2 separate regions of the Mus musculus genome follow, and region 1 is linked to region 2. A link is a loop called in an ENCODE intact Hi-C map of the cell type or tissue named here. Cell type or tissue: left cerebral cortex. All regions are shown on one strand.

The links. Hi-C counts contacts between places; a loop is a spot of excess contacts. Peaks named below come from ENCODE experiments on the same cell type or tissue, not always from the same donor. Only the 100,000 strongest peaks of a DNase experiment are listed, where the experiment ranks them.
Region 1: a loop joins it to region 2, with 9 times the contacts of the local background. A loop is called at or near these places in 27 of 42 quality-filtered maps.

Annotation. Positions count from the first base shown.
Region 1 is chr4:34,957,587-34,965,586 of GRCm38, reverse strand. The region is part of intron 3 of Mob3b (MOB kinase activator 3B); the gene reads left to right. Among named protein-coding and RNA genes, the nearest start is that of Gm33620, 30 kb to the left of the region's middle. In left cerebral cortex, CTCF peaks have their summits at 4,581 and 7,043 (motif pointing left); DNase peaks (open chromatin) are centred at 488, 887, 4,558 and 7,057; H3K27ac peaks cover 381 bases.
Region 2 is chr4:35,190,744-35,198,743 of GRCm38, reverse strand. It overlaps C9orf72 (C9orf72, member of C9orf72-SMCR8 complex), which reads left to right. Exons shown (of 11, transcript NM_001081343.2): 8 at 1,536-1,771; 9 at 4,550-4,607; 10 at 5,450-5,559; 11 at 5,676-7,459. The coding sequence ends at 5,862. Among named protein-coding and RNA genes, the nearest start is that of C9orf72, 31 kb to the left of the region's middle. In left cerebral cortex, a CTCF peak has its summit at 5,735 (motif pointing right); DNase peaks (open chromatin) are centred at 5,548 and 5,727.

The sequences.
Region 1 (8,000 bases), 230 kb after region 2:
TCTGTGGGGCTCTTGAGAACTCTGGTGATACCAGAGTACTGGTTACTCATTTTACTGCTGTGACAAAATACCAAACAAAGGTGACATAAGGAAAGACGTGTTCGTGGGCGCAGTCCATCGTATAGCAGAGTACGTCAACAGGGGTCCGAGGCAGCTGGGCACCCTGTAGTCACCTTCAGTGAGGAAGGAGTGTAATGAATGGAGCGCCTGCTGCACTGGTGTGCTTTTTATTCTGTCTAAGACCCCAACATGGGATGGTGCTCCTCACAGCTCAGGTGGGTCTTCCTACGAGAGTTAACCTAATCTGGATAATCTCTCAAAGGCATAGCCAGAAGCTAATCCACTCTAGATAAGTCTGACCTAATCTAGATCGTTTCTCACAGGCATGCTGCCCAGAGCCCCGTTTGTCTCCCACATGGTTCGACAACTTGTTTCGTTGGCATAGCAGCCATCACACCCTGGGACCCACGTTCTCCTGAAAGGAGGCATGCAGCCATGTGTTGATAACCCCACGGGTTCAGTACGAGGACTTCAGACATCCGCAGCTCTCCCTTTTCTGTCAATCAGTGTAAACCGAGGGCTGGTTGTGTTTACATAAAGCAACTTCTTTTTTTATGTTTGTAGAGCTTGGGGAAAGAAAAGCAGTTTGATTTTTGTATAGGTTATGAATAACTCTTCTCAGTGGGTGGCAGGAATATGTGTTTATCTGCCCATACTTAATGGCTGTATGGATTTGAGGGCCTGCATGTATGTGTCCATGCTCAGACCCACCTTTGCATAGAGGAAACACCCTCTGTCTAAGTAATGTGGGCGGCTAGGAACAAAATTAATCAAATAAATATTGTTCTTTCCGGTCAGGGAGCTCTGGCCCGCTACATTGCTATTTTTACTTCGTTTGGCTCATCCACCACCCACATCCCTAAAAGGCACCAAAAAGGACATTTTTTAATTCTTCTGCACTAGCTGGACCTCATCCATACTTATGAGGGTTTGGGGGGACTTTTTGTTTCGTTGTGTTTTGTTTTAAGTTTTATAGTCTGACTGCTCTCCTGCCTTATTCAACAATCTCAGACTTTGGAATGCTCCCGAGAGAGAGAGGGAAGCAGCCCTAGCTTCGAGGCTCTGGGGAGCAGTCCCACCCTGTGGCTAGCGCAGATGCAGTGTGGCCACTGAGTCAGGCTCTGCTGAGAGCACATGCTGATTGGAGATACAGAAGGCTGGATGCCTGGGGACGTAGCTGATGGACCCCTTGAGGAAGACAGACTTAAAGATTTCAGACTTGCTGTCCTGATGACCATGTACGTGACTATGCCAAGATGTTGACCCTCGGTTCCCTCTGCAGAGTGAGGAGACCACACACAGTGGCATCGTTCCAGAGGCCGCACAGTGCAGTGTCTGGCACACAGGGGAAGATAGATGTGCCCGGGGCGGACACGAGATGCTCGCTGTGTTGTTTTGCCATCACTCCTTCCTTCTGACCGCTGCTTCATTCGCCACCCACCAGTCTACCACGTGTTATCTGTGCAGATGTGTAGATAGACATTTGACATGCACAGTGACCGTCATCAGCTTCCTACTGACTTCTCCACCCCTCACCCCCTCCAAGTTCTCGTTAAATGGGCCCAGTTGCATTATAAAAATCTCATGCAAAATGTTTAGGCCCTATAATCTGGTATTACTTGCCGGTCAGTTTGGCCACAATTGAACAGAGTCTTCCTGGCAGAAAGCGTGCCTGTCTGAGGGCCAGGAGGAAGGTCCCTCAGCTTGGAGGGGAGAATGACATAAATTCATAAAAGAGTTTCTGACGTTCATCTCTCACGCCATTATCATGAAAACAGCCAGGTATGCCTCCCCCTGCACAGTGGACAAGCAAATTCCATGTGATGTGTTTACATAAAGATAAAGTGGCATAAGATATGTTCTATGGGGGGTGTGGTGAGTTGTGGAGGAGAAGGAGTGTCTCAGCAGGCCCATGCCAAGGCATCCCTTACCCCTGAGGGACCAGCCACACGATGGTGTGGTATAGAACAGAATTAATTCAGGGCATGGGGAGGGGAGTTAAGAGGGTAGTAGAGACAGAGAAAGACAGAGAGCGGGAGAGAGTAGAGAAGTAGAGGCCAGCCATGGCCACATGGAGAGAGAGAAGGGAATGGGGAGAGAGGGGGAGCAAGAGGGAACAAGAGAGTGTGGCACGAGAGAGAGGAGGGGCCAAGCAGCCCCTTTTAGAGTGGGTCAGGCCTACCTGGCTGTTGCCAGGCAACTGGGGTGGAGCTTAGACAGAATGCTAACACCATAGACTTGTTCAGAGCAGTGGAGTGGGAATTGCCAAGGGCTTTTGCCCAAGGACCAACATTATCTCCCCTGGTCGACATAGCTATTTGGATTCTAGAAAGTGACCAGAGAAATCCTCACCACAGGCAAGGGAGGCTAGCCTCCTTTGGAGAGCTGTGGTCCCTCCGCCAGGCCTCTGCCTGCATCAAGGCTGGATGGGAGTTGACTTGGCTCCTGCATCCACAGCAGCCCAGCTTTTCCGAAGTGGACTGGCTGGGAGATTGCTTAGGATATTTTATATTTTCCTTGTTTCCTTTACTTCTCCTCTTCCTTTTCCTGGGGATGTTACTACAGCCTGCAGCCTAACGTTGGACCTGGCCTTCCCTGACATCATCTCTACCCACCTGAGGGAGAGACAACTTCCAGGCCACATGGTTAGCAAATAGCCACTTAAACCCCTTCTCCTTCTTCAGCCCAGGAAACTCTTCTCTTTCCTAGGAGTTGCTTTTTCTGCCATCCAGGTGGAATAGAAGCTTCCAAGACACCTAAGCAGGGCGTGGATGACCTGGAGTGCTCTGGGCATCCGAGTAGTGAAGGTACAAGGGCAGGGACCAGGCCTCTCCCAGGCTGCTCTGGTGAGAGGAATGTAGACCGTGAGGTCCTTGAAGACCAAATGCACAGCTGCTAGTACATCAAAGCAAAGAGATAGAGAGGATGTGGGGACTACTCGTATGTCTCTTTGGGCCTCAACTGTGTCTCCCTTGCCAATGTTGCTACAGAAACCGGCAGGAGCTGGGGAGTAATGCCTCTTAATCTTGTGTGCACACTGGAACGGCCGCAATGTAGCATGTCAGAGCAAGGACTTCTGGGTCCGTGGAACTAAGTGAAAAATCTGTTCTGATTTTATAGCACCCAAACTCACATCTGTCTATTGTCCTTGGTGCTTTAACACCAGTGTCCGTATTGTTGTCCTGTGTCAGAAGCACCCTTCCCCCATCTGTAGGCAGGAATGATCTCCCTCAGGCTAGTATGGATGAGTTTGGTACCACAGCATCTCTTGCTCATGCCAACTAAGTACTCCTCCATTGGCATTGCCAGGTCAGGAGGGACTTGCATTGGCTATAGGTAAGAGATGAGGTCACAGAAGACTGCAGGTCTACTGAGTATAGAAGCCTGGCCCAAGGGGAGTGGGTGTGGCCAGGAGCCAGCTGCAGGGGGAAAGTGGGTCAGTCTGTGTGGGGACCTCACCTTGGCAGCTCTGGGCCATAAGGGCAGAAATGGGGTTCTCAGGATGGTCAGTGATTTTAATCCACATGCTTTGGGGATGGAGGAGGGCTAGCACATAATAAAAGAAACAAACTGGTATAATCTGGACACAAGAAATAGACCATCTGAGATGAAAGGCTATCTGGTCTACCCTCTAACCAGAGGCCCCGAGTTTGCCATCAGAATGGAACTCTTCCTGGTTATGGAGTTCCATTTTGTTTTGTTACTAAGACAGGTAACAAAACAAAATGGAAAACTATATTCCCTGATTGGCCCAGAACTCACTGTGTAAACCAGCCCAGCCTTGTGACCACACAGAGTTGCCCCTGCCTCTGCTGGGATTAAAAGAAGACGCTAGGATTAAAGGAGTGAGCCACCAATGCCTAGCCGGTTACATGGTTCTGCGTCGCCTACAGCAATTCAGCAGCAGCGTCTGCAGTGTGCTTCTGCCACAGCTCAGGCCCTTTCCCAGAACTGAAACTGAAGCTGAGGAGGACGGGGGCCACATAGGCACCAGGGGCTGGGGATCCAGCACACAACAGTCCCTGGGAAAAAAAAGCCACACAGCAGGTCCCTGTGCTTTTAACATTTCATGTCGTTTCTGTGACCTCAAGAGTGTGTGAGAGCGGCAGAGATGGGGTATCCACCCGTCCCAAGTTTGCTGACAGTGAGTTTTTCCCTTTGAATCAAGTCTAGCATTGCATTGTGGACTTCTAACACTACCCTGTTCCAAACCATGGAGGTTTTGATGGCTACGATGGGAGCGGGGGCATCTTCTCAGGTTATCCTTACCATTTCCAGACCTAGATGTTCTTACACAGAATCTTCCACACTGGCCTTCCTTTCTGCTCTCTGTTCTCGCCCCTTAGTTGGTTCCACTGTTGCTAATATATGTCTTCCTCCATCGTCCTTCTTGTTCCTTACAGTTAGCAGAATGTAATGGAATTAAAAGCAAATGGGAGGCCGGGGGTGTAAGATGCTGTTGCTCTTGTATCCCTGGAGCATTTTAAACACCACTGATGTCCTAAGCTGCATCTCCCCCAAGTGGAGTAATAGGAACAGCATAGGGTTTGCTCGCTTACTGTTAAAGCAACTCAGTCCGGATTGAAAGCCACTAAGAAGCTAAGTGAGCTTGGGCACGCGGCTTAGGTTCAGAGCCAGTCTAATCTAGGTTAAGTTTTGGGGGAGGTGGACGGGTGAAGAAGACACTAGACTGGTTACTGAGGAACTCTTCTACGAGTTTATTAGAAGAGTTATTGTAACCATGGACAGACAGACAGACAGAATAGCAAATGTGCAGCAGAGGTTCCAAGGAAAGCCGAGGCCCCAGCACTAGAGAAGGAAAGCATGGCAGGGTTCTCTAGAGAGATTCAGAACCCACAGGACAGAGGAGGGAGAGAGCCCCTTAGACTTTGGGAGAGGACACAGCGGGAGCTGCAGCCAAGCTCTGATTCCCAGGCAGGAGGCAGGGAAGTAAGGTGATAGGATGTAAACTAGCTTTGGACTCACAATGCCAGACAACTTCCAGACCGGGGGGGGGGGGGGGGTGGGGGGGGGTGGGGGGGGGGTGGCGGTGATGATGATGACAATGATGGTGATATTTAAATCATAGAACTCATAGGAATTTGATTGATGGATGTCAAAATCATCTCTGCGAGCTCTCCAACAGAAGCCATTTTCAGTTTTGAAAGCTGAGGTCAGACGAGGAATTGTGCAACTTATGCAAAGCTTGGGTTGTTTTCTCCACCCTGTACCATAGCTACAAAAACTGGCAAAAGTCATTAAGGCAGCTTTCCTAAAGTGAAATGTGACTTCTCCTGGGTGTTCAGTTCCAGTCCCCCTTCCATTGCTCTTTACGTTACTAGAGCTCTTTTTTTAAAAGCAAGAAATAATGTGAATATTAAAAGTATCCAAAAAAAATCAGAGACTATGTCAAGGACAAAAAATATCAGAAATTGAAAGCACAAAACTAAGCATAATTTAACTTACCCAGCTATAACTCACATTAGACATAAACTGTATTTATAGCTGCCTCAAATCATATATACTGTGTAAGACTTGGAAACATATCCTTCATTGCACAGCAATATACACCAAGGTATACACAATACGCAATTCAGATTGAGGCTGATTGTGTAATGAATTTCAGTGTTAGCAGAAAGCCAGGCAACGGGGACCCAGAATGGAGTGAATAACACTTTCGGAGAGTCACGTAAAGAGTGAGAATTTGCCAAGCACAGAAGAAATGGAGACATTTACTGGGTAGAATCAACAGCCAGGGAGAAACTCCAACACACCAGGCTTGTGGAAATCGGGAAGCTGGTCGGCCTGGCTGTCTGTAAGGTGCAGCCTGTGACCAGAGGGTGGTGGGACCCGCCCTGGCCAGCTTCCTCTCCCAGGCCGCAGACTGTGGAAGTTGGTGAAGGCTGTGGAGAATGAGTCTGACTGGGGTGGCAGATCCAAAGCCTGCCTTTATTTCTTCCATAGGAGTACCACTGAGAAAAATGTTTAATGTTCTAAGTTAGCATTATTACAAACCTGTTAGTAGGTTCCCCCTCCCCCTCATGTCCCCCATCCCCCTTGCTACTCCTGGTCCTCGCTTTACCTCCTCCCCCAGTCCCTTTCCTCCTCGTGGTCTCTCTTCTAGCCACTTGGACTTTATCCACATATATGTATGTGTTCGCGTGCGCGCACTCACACACAGACATTTATACATTACAGGCTAAGATCTGCATGTAGAGAGAGCATGTGGCTTTTGTCTTTCTTTTTTTTTTTTTTTTTTTAAGATTTATTTATTTATTTATTTATTTATTTATTTATTTATTTATTATATGTAAGTACACTGTAGCTGTCCTCAGACACTCCAGAAGAGGGAGTCAGATCTCGTTACAGATGGTTGTGAGCCACCATGTGGTTGCTGGGATTTGAACTCCTGACCTTCGGAAGAGCAGTCGGGTGCTCTTACCCACTGAGCCATCTCACCAGCCCGGCTTTTGTCTTTCTGACATCTTGTTTAATTACATCCCAGTCCATCCATCCATCTTCCTACAAACGTCATAATGCCATTTTTACAGCCGAATGAGATTCCATATAGGCTCTGTATTTCCATTCTCTCTTCGTGTGTTGGTGGACATCTGGGCTGGTTCCATTTCCTTGCTGTTGTGAATAGAGCAGCAATGGACATGGGTGAGCATACATGGTAAGGTAAGTGTATATGCCCAGGAGTGGAATAGCTGGGTCCTAAAATATTGAGATACTTTTCAGGCTAAGTATGCTGAGAATAGTCTCTTGTCAGACTTTTAAGAAATCTCCCCTGCAGAAAGCATCCTAAGCCTGCTTCAGGTTTGAGTAACCTGCCTTATACGTGCTGCGTTCCCAGTCCACTCTCTGAGAAAGACACTGAGCCTGCCGCCCCCCCCCCCCCCTTGAGGAAGGAATGGAGAAATGAATGTCTTTGGTTATGTTAGATTAGCCTTGAGGAGCACTATGTTTATGGCTGGAGACTATCTCTTTAAATGGTTTCATAGCGCCACCAAGTGGCAACGAAGTAGAATGCAGCCTTACAACCTTGGGGCTTCTGTGTGGGGGGGGGGGTGTGTGGGGTGTGTGTGTGTGTGTGTGTGTGTGTGTGTGTGTGTGTGTGTGTGTGTGTGTAAATTCACTCATCCTTACCCCAAAGGGCAGGCCTCCCAGGAATATCAAGGAAGCATGGCATATCAGGTTGCAATAAGACTAGGCACCTCCCCTCATGTTAAGGGTGTATAAGGCAACCCAGTCACAGGAAAAGAGGGCCCGTGCTTTTTAAAATTGAGTGTGAGTGCCTGGCATGCGTGCGAATGCCAGAGGACAACTTGAAGGAGTCAGTTCTCTCCTCGCACCAATGTGAGTCTAGAACGTAAGGTTTTTCAGGTGTGGCAGCAATCGCTTTAACCTGCTGAGCCATCTTGCCAGTCCACACCTATAGATCTGCAAAGGTTAGACCCAAGAATAATGTTCTTCAGTTTGTGAGCTGTCATTAAAACCCTATTTCCCTGTAGGAATTAGAGAGCTCAGAAACAGCTTTTCTTCTGCTCGTTGGGCTCACACTATGGTTCCGAAAGCCCCGTCCCATACTAACTCCTCAAAGCCTAACTCAAGGGCCTTGGATCTGTTCACTCTCTCTCCGCTCTTTTCAAAAAAAAAAAAAAAAACCTCTTCTGTGTTAAGCATACATACTCTAGGAAACATAACTGACTTAAAGCTTTTCTCTACGGCAACTAATCATTCCAACTGATATCAGTCTACTGAAGAAAGCAGTACCACTAGCATTCGAAAATTACCTGCAACCATCTATAATTAATGTATAAGTCAATGAATTTCCAAGTCATCATATCTACTGCTGGCCCAGTGGCTTTTGCGAGTCACTCCTCTCCCTCCAACCTCCTGCCTGGCCAGTACAGTGCACATTCATCTCTCCAGGTGTC
Region 2 (8,000 bases):
CATGATTTTTTTCTTGTAGGTGGTAGGTGAGTGCATGGAATACATTTGATACTGAAAGGGTAAATTGAATGTGGAGCCTCACAGCTTCTGTTCCACATGCCTATGATAACCGTAGAAATTCATGGATTAGTATAGACGTTGAGTCTGGTTAATTTTGGTGTGTGATATTTATATATATATGTATATATATATGTGTGTGTATGTATGTATGTATGTATATATATATATGTATATGTGTATATATATATATATATATATATATATGCAAGATTTCTTATAATTAAGTTTACAAAATTAAAAACTATCTTAAAAATTGAATTCTTGCAAATAAAAATTTAGCTTTTGGTGATTGGATTCTTAATATGGTTGATGTTTACCTAGAAAGTTAAAAGCCCTGAGTTCAGTCTCCACTTTCACCCCCAAAATGAAAATCAGCTTTTGGGTTTCAGATCATGAGCTCAGAATTAAAGAAAACACATTTCTAACTTTGCTTTTACAAATCTTAATTTTACCAATTTCCTTTAAAGTCACAATGAGATACACAGTACTTCCTAGCACCCCTTGTTCAATTAGATAATGTGATTTCTGAAAGAGCTCCCTCTACACAGGGCACAGGGCAGGTGCAAAACTGTGATTGGGTGAAATACCTGCGAGCTCTCCAAGCAAAGCCAGGCCTATTTGCTTTAGCTGCCACATCGGGTTCTTAGACCCGACATCCCTTCCCACCTGTATCCTCCCTAATTCCTTCCAACCCCACAACACTAGGTAGGAGAGAAAGAAGGTTAGTGGTGGAAGTTTGCACACATCTTTTTAGACTATTTCCTACTGATTAGGGGTGTTAGGTCCTTGAGACAAGTCCAGTCTTCATTGTCAGGATATCTCCAACTTCTTCTTCTCATCTCTTTGCTCACAAAGTTTATCACAAGTTGATAAACTACAACAACAGGAACCAGCAGTAGCAAGGACATCAGAGTTGTATAGCTTTCCAGAAAATACTTTGATATACAGTAATTATCCTAGCCTTTAAGAGTGAAAGATTTGGCAGCCTCTGTGTTCTACACTCAGCATAATACCTTGTATACTGCAGGTATTTGCTGCATGGTAAGTGGCTGCCCAGCTACCTAGAAAGAGGTAAATACTTTTCTATTAACATACATATTCATTTAGATATAGGAAGAAGATAAAACAATGGAGAAAGGCAGTCATAATTTTACAGACCAGCAAGTAAACGCATTAACTTGGCATAGGTCTTTGTAGTCTTTTTCTGCAGTGCGTATTTCCTGCAGTGCCCACACCCTACAGTTGGATTGCACGTGGCATGTTCTGACCCACTTTTTATGGTATACTGTGTACTGTCACTGTCAACACAAATGGTAGTGGCTGGATTTTTATACAGTATCAGCTTGAAGGTTATTTCTGAACAAGCCCTGTACCAGATTCACAGGAATATGCATCTCTTATCATTACTATATTCTTTTAACAATTGCTTCTCTCAGTTGGCATGTGGTCAGTGAGTTCTCTCTTCCTTCTGACAGGATGCAACAGGCAGTTTTGTCCTACCCTTCCGGCAAGTTATGTATGCCCCGTACCCCACCACGCACATTGATGTGGATGTCAACACTGTCAAGCAGATGCCACCGTGTCATGAACATATTTATAATCAACGCAGATACATGAGGTCAGAGCTGACAGCCTTCTGGAGGGCAACTTCAGAAGAGGACATGGCGCAGGACACCATCATCTACACAGATGAGAGCTTCACTCCTGATTTGTATGTGACGCTTGGCCTTAGGTGTCATTGTTAAACAACATAAAACTTCTCATTTATGAGTAAAAACAGTGCAAGTTGTATTTAAAAGAAAAGAAATATGACAAGCACATACTCAGGCACTTTTTCTTTATTTTCTTAACTTTAAGGTTTTTTTTTTTTTAAGATTTATTTATTATTATATCTAAGTACACTGTAGCTGTCTTCAGACACACCAGAAGAGGGCGTCAGATCTCATTACAAATGGTTGTGAGCCACCATGTGGTTGCTGGGATTTGAACTCAGGACCTTTGGAAGAGCAGTCAGTGCTCTTACCTGCTGAGCCATCTTGCCACCCCCAACTTTAAATTTTTTATACTATTATTTTTAGACAGTCTCACTGGGCCTAATGACTTACATAGGTGGCCTGGAACTCACTATATAGATCAGGCTAGCCTTCAACTCCCAGATATCCACCTGCCTCTGCCACCCAAATACTTGGATTAAAGGCGTGTGCCTCCATACCTAGCCTAAATCTTCATTTCTTAAAATACTGTTTTGCTAAGATAGGTAAAGATTTCCTCTTAAAAATAAATACTTAGCAAATATATACCGATCTCCTAATTACTTAATGAAGGGCCAGCTTAATAGTTATCAGTCAGTTATCAGTGCCAGCCCCTACTGCTGGGAATTTAGTGTATAACGTTCATTGTATGGTAGACTGAAGTAATTCTAAGTATTTTTTTCTTGGGTGTGACTATCAAACACAGAAAAGTATTTGAAATTTATAAAGAGAACAGGTTTTTTCTTTGCATTTTATATTTTGCTATTTATTTCTTACCAGAAGATGCGAGCAGCAAAGTAAAAGGCAGTAAGTGCTGATGGGTTTGGAGGAACTTGGGATTTTAATTATAAAACTTCAAGAAAGCATTTCAATGGTGTTCTAGAGTCTAAAAAAGAATAGTGAGACCCTATTCCTGTTCTCTCCGATCAACCAAGAGCTTGAAATGGTGCTAGTCCTTAGTATACACTGAAAAGACGCTAAGTGTGGTCATCCCGGTTGGAGGGCTTTAGGAAGCAGTGACCCTGGACCAATGGGTGTCACCGTGTGTCTGAAGAAGAAAGCAGAGCTGAAACAAGAGGCGCATGGTAGGGACACCAGCAGCCACAGTAAACTGCTGCCCAGAGGTCCCTGTGTGGGGCTGCAGAATTAAAAGAACCCATTCTACACAGCTCTGCTGTGCTCTGTTAGTGCTGAGAAAGGTTGAGAGGAATTGTTTCAGAAGAGGAATCGTTCAAATTGAACTCTTATGTCACTAGTTCACATACTGGCAATCTTGGAAAACATAGAAATTTTCTCACTGAGTCTGCGTGCCTGCGTCTTCCTCGTGACTAATATACTTGAAGTCCTGTTTATTTTTTTAGTTGATTGTTTAGAATCTCTTCTCAGGAAATGAGGTAAACTTGAATGGATTTGCACCATGTTAGTGTTTTTGTTTTGAATATGTTTGTTTGGAAGATTTGAAGAAAAAGCAATTGTTCAGCTATTCTGGCATGACAAAATCATGTCATGAATTTTAGAATTTTATTTCCAGTTCTAAGTAAATGTTTTGAATATAAAATTGTCAGAAATATTTTCAGCCACAAGATTATATCTTCTATTATTGTGGGCTCATGATAGTATCAGTGTGGTTTAAATAATATTCACTTTTGAGTCTGGGAGGTTTGAGGTTTCAGATTCAGGGACTCACACACTGGGCAATTACTGTACCACTATGCAGTTGCTTATTAGTACCACAGAGTAATTCCCAGTTAAGTTACTTTTAATTTTAACCTTTTTAAGATAAAAGCAGTCTGATGATACATTAAAGTCGGACATTTCCTTGAAGATAGTCTTTCCTTTTCCAGCTTTTGTGATCCAGATCTCATTCAGTAAAGCAGAAATTGGGAAATAGTGGACTTAAGTTCTAAGGGACCCACAAACCCCGTGACTGTGCTGTCCGTTTTCAGCCAGTAACCATGAAGTGCTGGCGTCCCTTCCAGCGCCCCTTTCTCCATTTGGTGCACTCATCCCTCAAGGCTGAGAGGCGTGCTGCTCTCCTGTCTATTTCCCTCTTCCCCATGGTTCCTGGGCAGTGATGTTGTGATCTCTACCATCTGAGTCTTGCTTTGCATTTATCTTACTGTGAAAAATGTTATATTTTCCCTCTGACATGAATATAATAGCCTAGGGAAAGACAGAAGTAAAACACTGAAAGGGAATGGGGGCTGAGAAAAAAACAGTCATTAGCTTCTGTCTGGCCAGCATGCTGAAGTGGGTCACCTCAGTTGGCCATTTTGTCTGAACGTTACATGCCAGCCAACCTTAGCTGCGGTAGTAATAAGTTATGCTGCTGGCTCATACTTACAGATGGTAAGTCTCTTGACCTGAGGCAAACGTGTAAGGTGACGGTTCTAAACACACTGATGGACAGGCACATGCCCTGCCTGGATAGCCTCAAAACACAAACAGTGTACAAATGTACCCTTGCGTTAAAGTGGATCTATGTGCGTTTGTGTTTATTTTCTGTGCATTAAGTATGTATATGTATGTGTGTTTATATTGTGCACATTGAGTATATGCATGTGTGTTTACACTGAATACTGAACCCACGGCCTCCTGCAAACTAAGTATGCATTCCAAATGCACACATCTGTCTTCTTACACATCTGTTTATAAAACTTCAACTTTTTTACTAGAGCAAGAAGTTGTGGAATGTAACTCTGTAAAACCGTTTAATATCTGAACCTTTTTCTTCTTAGGAATATTTTCCAAGATGTCTTACACAGAGACACTCTAGTGAAAGCCTTCCTGGATCAGGTAAATATGATGCCACCCATTGCCAGACAAAAGAACATCATATATTTTCTTTTAAAATATGTCCCACAGTGCCTACAGAATATATAAAAAGCACCAAAGAATTAAAGTGCTAGAGGCCTTTCTAAAGTCTGTAAACGGATTCCTCTTTGAATTATTAATGGGAAATAGCCTGTATATTAACCGTTAAAGCAGCATTCTCCATCCTAGTGGCTGCTTCAGGTCCAACCCTCTGCCTTTAGAATTTTTGTGGTTGGTGAAGACAGGGGTGTGCTTTCATTTGTGTTAATTGAATTGAAAATATTCTTAAAACTTAGGTTGCTTCTGCTTAAATGGTAGCATCCTTATTGTCTCTGTTTTTAAAAGTATCTGATGAGTAAACATCTGGAGATGGTACTGGATTCTATGCGACTTGTTTCTATACGTAAGCAGAGCTTTGTCATAATAGCATGCTGGGAATCAGGCCAAGATCCTGTGCCATAGACATAGAGTTGAGATGAGGAGAACCTCGTGTTCACTGGGACTTGTGGGTCTGGGTCTGTGTGAGGTGAGGACAGCCTGTAATCCCAAGTCTCTGAAGCTGAAAAGTCCCCTCCTCTACTCCACACAACCTGAAGTCATTGACTTAGTTATTTCCATAATAAAATAAGGAGATATTTTAAGGTAGAATACAAGATCTAAGTGCATTAAACTAGGGAATCTGAAAAGGGGACAGTGGGTTTCCAGACATTTGCCGCTACCAGAGTCTTGCCCTTTGGAAATCGGAAGAAATGGCTGTAATGGGTGTTGTGTGTCAGATCCTGTCAACAATGTCGCGGAAGCTGCACTGTCTTGTGTCCCTGCAGGTCTTCCATTTGAAGCCTGGCCTGTCTCTCAGGAGTACTTTCCTTGCACAGTTCCTCCTCATTCTTCACAGAAAAGCCTTGACACTAATCAAGTACATCGAGGATGATACGTGAGTCCTGCTCCTCTAGAGGAAAGCCTTTATGCATTGACAGTTGCTGTTCGTTCCCTTTGAACATTGTCTGTATTATAATGCGGGGGTTTTTGTCTCTTTTGTTTTGTTTATAGGCAGAAGGGGAAAAAGCCCTTTAAGTCTCTTCGGAACCTGAAGATAGATCTTGATTTAACAGCAGAGGGCGATCTTAACATAATAATGGCTCTAGCTGAGAAAATTAAGCCAGGCCTACACTCTTTCATCTTTGGGAGACCTTTCTACACTAGTGTACAAGAACGTGATGTTCTAATGACCTTTTGACCGTGTGGTTTGCTGTGTCTGTCTCTTCACAGTCACACCTGCTGTTACAGTGTCTCAGCAGTGTGTGGGCACATCCTTCCTCCCGAGTCCTGCTGCAGGACAGGGTACACTACACTTGTCAGTAGAAGTCTGTACCTGATGTCAGGTGCATCGTTACAGTGAATGACTCTTCCTAGAATAGATGTACTCTTTTAGGGCCTTATGTTTACAATTATCCTAAGTACTATTGCTGTCTTTTAAAGATATGAATGATGGAATATACACTTGACCATAACTGCTGATTGGTTTTTTGTTTTGTTTTGTTTGTTTTCTTGGAAACTTATGATTCCTGGTTTACATGTACCACACTGAAACCCTCGTTAGCTTTACAGATAAAGTGTGAGTTGACTTCCTGCCCCTCTGTGTTCTGTGGTATGTCCGATTACTTCTGCCACAGCTAAACATTAGAGCATTTAAAGTTTGCAGTTCCTCAGAAAGGAACTTAGTCTGACTACAGATTAGTTCTTGAGAGAAGACACTGATAGGGCAGAGCTGTAGGTGAAATCAGTTGTTAGCCCTTCCTTTATAGACGTAGTCCTTCAGATTCGGTCTGTACAGAAATGCCGAGGGGTCATGCATGGGCCCTGAGTATCGTGACCTGTGACAAGTTTTTTGTTGGTTTATTGTAGTTCTGTCAAAGAAAGTGGCATTTGTTTTTATAATTGTTGCCAACTTTTAAGGTTAATTTTCATTATTTTTGAGCCGAATTAAAATGCGCACCTCCTGTGCCTTTCCCAATCTTGGAAAATATAATTTCTTGGCAGAGGGTCAGATTTCAGGGCCCAGTCACTTTCATCTGACCACCCTTTGCACGGCTGCCGTGTGCCTGGCTTAGATTAGAAGTCCTTGTTAAGTATGTCAGAGTACATTCGCTGATAAGATCTTTGAAGAGCAGGGAAGCGTCTTGCCTCTTTCCTTTGGTTTCTGCCTGTACTCTGGTGTTTCCCGTGTCACCTGCATCATAGGAACAGCAGAGAAATCTGACCCAGTGCTATTTTTCTAGGTGCTACTATGGCAAACTCAAGTGGTCTGTTTCTGTTCCTGTAACGTTCGACTATCTCGCTAGCTGTGAAGTACTGATTAGTGGAGTTCTGTGCAACAGCAGTGTAGGAGTATACACAAACACAAATATGTGTTTCTATTTAAAACTGTGGACTTAGCATAAAAAGGGAGAATATATTTATTTTTTACAAAAGGGATAAAAATGGGCCCCGTTCCTCACCCACCAGATTTAGCGAGAAAAAGCTTTCTATTCTGAAAGGTCACGGTGGCTTTGGCATTACAAATCAGAACAACACACACTGACCATGATGGCTTGTGAACTAACTGCAAGGCACTCCGTCATGGTAAGCGAGTAGGTCCCACCTCCTAGTGTGCCGCTCATTGCTTTACACAGTAGAATCTTATTTGAGTGCTAATTGTTGTCTTTGCTGCTTTACTGTGTTGTTATAGAAAATGTAAGCTGTACAGTGAATAAGTTATTGAAGCATGTGTAAACACTGTTATATATCTTTTCTCCTAGATGGGGAATTTTGAATAAAATACCTTTGAAATTCTGTGTATGTTTTAGTTCATTATTTAGGGAAAACGCTGCTGTGAAAGGGGGCGTGATCAGCTTCCTATTCTGCGACAGTCGTGTTGAACGGAACCCATTGGTTTTCATCTTCGCTCCCCCCCCCTTGGTTTTTCGAGACAGGGTTTCTCTGTATAGCCCTGGCTGTCCTGGACCTCACTCTGTAGACCAGGCTGGCCTCGAACTCAGAAATCTACCTGCCTCTGCCTCCCAAGTGCTGGGAGGCAGTTGCCCCACCAACTAGTCTTCTTTTTTCAAAGAAGATATTTAAAGCTAACGAATAATGCTAGACTCTTACATCTTAAAAAAAAAAGAAGAGAAAAGAAAAGAAAAGGTAATCACACTGCCCAGTGTGTAGTGCATGCTTCTACTTCCGGTCCTTGGGAGATGGGGGCAGGATGAGACGCTCCAGACCGGCTTCCAATACAGAGTTCAAGACCCACTGAGCTACGTGAGGCTACACGAGCCTGCCTTTAAAAACATAAAGCTAAAGCTTTCTTCTTAACTTCCAGTATTGCACCTTGAT